Regions from separate parts of the Homo sapiens genome. Here region 1 is linked to region 2. A link is an interaction called in ENCODE POLR2A ChIA-PET data of the cell type or tissue named here. Cell type or tissue: GM12878. All regions are shown on one strand. Region 1 overlaps LINC00673 (long intergenic non-protein coding RNA 673). Region 2 overlaps COG1 (component of oligomeric golgi complex 1).

Evidence for each region. ChIA-PET counts read pairs that join two places held together with the same protein. Peaks named below come from ENCODE experiments on the same cell type or tissue, not always from the same donor. Only the 100,000 strongest peaks of a DNase experiment are listed, where the experiment ranks them.
Region 1: POLR2A ChIA-PET joins it to region 2 with 5 read pairs; 2 of 35 experiments call an interaction of 5 or more read pairs at or near these places.

What each region holds. Positions count from the first base shown.
Region 1 is chr17:72,511,233-72,513,732 of GRCh38, forward strand. The region is part of intron 1 of LINC00673 (long intergenic non-protein coding RNA 673); the gene reads right to left. Among named protein-coding and RNA genes, the nearest start is that of LINC00673, 80 kb to the right of the region's middle. In GM12878, no CTCF peak of the experiment used is centred here; a DNase peak (open chromatin) is centred at 1,527; H3K27ac peaks cover 563 bases.
Region 2 is chr17:73,205,558-73,208,057 of GRCh38, forward strand. COG1 (component of oligomeric golgi complex 1) reads left to right here. Exons shown (of 14, transcript NM_018714.3): 10 at 1-123; 11 at 597-705; 12 at 1,151-1,260; 13 at 1,624-1,699. VCF1 (VCP nuclear cofactor family member 1) reads right to left here. Exons shown (of 4, transcript NM_001098832.2): 4 at 1,808-2,500. Among named protein-coding and RNA genes, the nearest start is that of COG1, 14 kb to the left of the region's middle. In GM12878, no CTCF peak of the experiment used is centred here; no DNase peak of the experiment used is centred here.

The DNA.
Region 1 (2,500 bases), 690 kb before region 2:
TCAAATCATCATGTTGCATACCATGAATACATAAATACAATTTTTATTAGTCAGCTGCACCTCAATAAAGCTGCAGAGACAAAAAAACAAAAGAGACGCTTTCTCTTGTTAGCTGATGGAGTATTGCGTTAAGTACAGGAGGAGCAAGTTACTGCAAAGAGAAACGAAAGCCTTGAAAACCAAAGCACTGTTATTTCCGCGTGTATCTTCCAGGGTGAAGCAAGCACATTTCTGTGAATGGGAGCTTTTTTAGACCTATTTGGAGATCTGTAAAATTTAGGTGATTCAACCTACCAACCTTAAATTGAAACCCAAGCCATTACAAGATCAGACTGTAGCGTTCTGAAGGAGTGTGTAAGTGTACGTATGTGGGCTTTGTCATGAAGCAGAATTTGAGAAAAGGGACCACACTGATGTGAGGCTTTACCAAAGCCCCGCGCTATAAGCAATACTCCAACAGTGTTGTGTGTGTTTGTTTTCTTTTAATTGGGAATAGTTATGCATACTCTGTAAGCACAAACTGTAAAAGAGGGAGGTTATACGAATAGACTTCCCTACTGTAAATAAAACACACTGTTGGGATCAAGTAAAACTTGCAACAAATTAAGCCTGACATTTAGGAATAACCATGGTGTAATTGAGCTACATAGAAATCCAACATAAAAGACAAACTTCCTAAGGAGGTGACTCAAGCCACACCTCTGGGGGCAGATAGTGGGAGGTGAGAGGGGACAGGGAAAGTAGCGAAGTCCCTGGAAGTCCTTCAGGAGGCTGAATCAGAGAGGCTTCAGCCAGGGCTCAAAGGCAGGCAGTGTGGATCCAGAATGCCACTCCTTGCTGTGTCGGAGGATTAAACAGAGTCATGTGATGCCTATTCTCAGGCCCAGAGGTGGCTTGGGAGCACCTGCTGGAAGGACAAGGTCGAGATCCTCAAATGTCCCCTTCTCTTGGTCTCCAGGTCATTGAACTTAGAGGAGTCACTGAGGGACAGCCACACTCCTCCTCCTTTAAAAACCACAAGCTGCCTTGCTACCTTCACATCACCTGTAATGCCCTCCAATTATATATTTATTTCATTTTAAAGAAAATATCAGCCAGGCACAGTGGCTCACGCCTGTAATCCCAGCACTTTGGGAGGCCAGGGCAGGCAGATCACTTGAGTTCAGGAGTTCAAGACCAGCCTGGCCAACATGGCGAATCCCTGTCTCTACTAAAACTACAAAAATTAACCGTGCATGGTGGCATGCGCCTGTAATCCCAGCTACCTGAAAGGCTGAGGCCAGAGAATTGCTTGAACCTGGGAGGTGGAAGTTGCAGTGAACCCAGATCAAGCCACTGCACTCCAGCCTGGGCGATACAGCGAGACTCCGTCCCCCTGACCAAAAAAAGAAAAAGAAAATATCTGTAAGAAAGCTGGAGTGCTTTCAATTTCTCACAACTTGATTGGGTTGGTTCTCTGTCTACTTTCCTAGCTGGGACTAATCACTGAAGCACCCAGGGTTATTTACATGAACACCAGCTTCTAGAAAACTCTGCCCCTCCTCCCTTAGGAGGCTCTCAGGTTCCCCTGCTGCATAGACCTGGGGCAGCCACCACATTTCCCATACCCTAGAGAAGAAAGAACAAAGGGCCATTTGCAACACGGGACACTTCAGGAGGGAAATCCAGGGGTGGCCTCAACCACTAAAGTAACATGAGAGCTCGATGCTCCCTAAAGAGCCCAGCAGAGGGGGGCAAGGAGAGTCACGGAAGTGGGTGGGTACCCCGTCCAAAGGCTGGTTCACAGTTTGCCCTGGCCCCTCCATCCTCCCACCAGAAGACAAGAGGATTGCTTTCACTCCTGGGTCATTCCTGCCAGCCCTCCCTACTGTGCCTACCTGGAGGTGGGCAGTGAGAGGGACAGGGTGGGAAAGCCTTGGCCCCAAGAGACTCTGGGCAGGGCCCTGGATGGACCACCCAAGCCATCCTGCTGCAGCAAACAGATGGTGTGGGCCGCCTGGGGACCGTGAAGTGCACTGCTCAGCTCTTATTCCCGAGAGGGATGTCTGTGTTCACAGGGCCTTATTCTACACACACCCAGCCTAGCAGCAGCTGGAGTCTACTAGGTGGCAAAAAAGTTAGCCATAAGAGTTTGGGGTCATTCATTCATTCACATCTTCAACATTTTTTTTTTTTTGAGACAGGATCTCACTCTGTCTCCCAGGCTGGAAGGCAGTGGCACAATCTCGGCTCACTGCAGCTGTGACCTCCTGGGCTCAAGCAATCCTCCCACCTCAGCCTCATTTTTTTTTTCTTTTTTTTTGAGATGGAGTCTCACTCTTGTTGCCCAGGCTGGAGTGCAGTGGTGCAATCTCGGCTCACTGCAAGCTCTGCCTCCCGGGTTCACGCCATTCTCCTGCCTCAGCCTCCCTAGTAGCTGGGACTACAGGCGCCCGCCACCACGTCTGGCTAATTTTTTGTATTTTTAGTAGAGACAGGGTTTCACCATGTTAGCCAGGAT
Region 2 (2,500 bases):
AGGTGCATTTCCAGTCACCCAGAACCGGGCGCTGCAGCTGCTTTATGATCTGCGTTACCTCAACATTGTTCTGACAGCCAAGGGTGACGAGGTGAAGAGTGGCCGGAGCAAGCCAGACTCCAGGTGTCGTATCCTCTAGGGAGCTATGTCAAGGCGGTCTCTTCCAAAAGCAAATAGTCCCTTTGCTGGGAAGCCACCAGAGTCAGCCTGTTATACTGCACATTCATTGTGTTTGTTTTGAACAGTAAGTGCTCATATTGCCAGCAAGTTAAATAATGGCCGCCTGCTGGATAAATGCAATGGTCAAGTGAAATAGGTGGACTCTTATTCCCCTCTCTTCTGAGTCAGCCTAGCAGCTGCTGAGTATCATTTGAGCCCTTAGTGCCCTCCTTATAGACAGAACGGGGGAAAGGGTGGACTTCACTTAGACATCATGCTTGAGGGTGACTTAAGCACTATCATCAGTGACAAACGTACTAAGCCAGCAACTAAGTAGAATAAAACCCAACTCCAAGATTTCTACAGCAGTAGGATATCATAAGATTGTTTTTGATCCTAAAAAATGTGGACAGTAATGATCCTAATCCTTTTCTCAGAATTGAGAAAGTGACTGACCACCTGGAAGCCCTCATTGATCCATTTGACCTGGACGTTTTCACGCCACACCTCAACAGCAACCTTCATCGCCTGGTGCAGCGAACTTCTGTGAGTCAAATCAAAAACATGCTTAGTGCGAACGAAGCGATACAGGCTCAAATAACAAAATTAACCTGCTCAAGCACGTAATACTCCAGGATGCAGCATAGGGAGGGGAATAAGACACAAATAGCCGAGTGTAGTTATAAGGACTGAAAGAGGATTAGATAAAATCTCACACACTGAGGCAACCAAGATTTGGCCCCTTAAGTTGTAAATAAGGATTATTACAGTTTTATCCAGGCCTCAGAAAGAGGAATAAAAACTCCCTGCCTCTCAGATTCTGACCTGTGGGCAGTGATAAAAAGTAATCGTGAAGCATAAATGCACTCAGAACATTCCCCAAAATGACAGTTAGAAATACGGTAGCGATGGGTGACTAACCTTTTTTTTTTTTTTTTTGCCTTTCTTTTACCTGCACAATGAAACCTCTGCTCCACCTCTTGTCTGCCAGGTTCTGTTTGGATTGGTGACTGGTACAGAGAATCAGCTCGCCCCCCGGAGCAGTACGTTCAACTCCCAAGAACCCCATAACATCCTGCCACTGGCATCCAGTCAGATCAGGTAAAGGCTGCCAAGAGGCTTCTGCGGGGCACTTCGGGAGGCCAAGGTGGACGGATCACGTCAGGAGATCGAGACCATCCTGGCTAACATGGTGAAACCCTGTCTCTACTAAAAAAAATACAAAAAATTAGCTGGCCTGGTGGCAGGTGCCTATAGTCCCAGCTATTCAGGAGGCTGAGGCAGGAGAATGGCGTGAACCCAGGAGGCGGAGCTTGCAGTGAGCCGAGATTGCGCCACTGCACTCCAGCCTGGGCGACAGAACGAGACTCTGTCTCAAAAAAAAAAAAAAAAAAAAAATGAGGCTTCTGCTGGGCCCCAGAGCTGCCTGTTTGTGCTACTAAATTCTTTCCTCTTGTTTTGGAGGTTTGGACTTCTCCCACTGAGCATGACAAGCACTCGAAAGGCTAAATCAACCAGAAACATCGAAACAAAAGCTCAGGTTGGTGCCAAGAGCAAGAGGCTCATCCGTGGATGGGTCCCCACCTCCCACCGAGCCACCCATGATCAGCTCCCTTTTAAATAACTGATTAAGAACTGAATGACAAAATGCACTAATGCTGCTTTTAATGGCGGCGCAATAGAGAAGTACAAGGTTTTACTAGCTTGAGCTACTAGAAGGTGTAAAAGATGCCCGCTGACACTACCAAGTAGCCTCTTAATAGAAATGTAGAAAATATACAGGACAGGGTGGAGATGAGCTCTTGAATTTAGTAGGGTGAAAGAGTTAACTGCCAACCCGGCACTATCATTGTACTTGTTTGGAGAAAATCTGTTTTGTTCTGGTGATGATGGTTTTATCTTCCCTTTTAGTTGGGTGGGAAGTAACAGAAAATTTGTTTCCCCAAAAGTTTGACATTTTCTTGTTAATACACGTTTCATTTCAGTACGATGCCAACTGTTAAGCCTGCAGGAATCCTCCTGGGTATTTCTGAATTGTGCTGTGTGCATGTGTGTTTGAAAGCTCAAACAGCTTGTCTTCTTACAGCATCGAGTTGTTTGCTTTATTGTTAGACACAATATTAGCAGTGTATCCTTTCCGTATTCCCTACCATCGAACCCATTAAGATCTAAAATCCTTGTCAAGTATCTGGCTTTAAAAGTTGGGAGATGGTAGTTTAAAAAAAAAAAAAGCTCTTGCAAAAACCATCCAGTCCCTAAGCATGGGCTATGTTGCAGCCTCTTCCAGAACAGTTTCCACTGCAGTGATCTTTCAGTTCTGCCCACATTAGGTTAGCAGGCT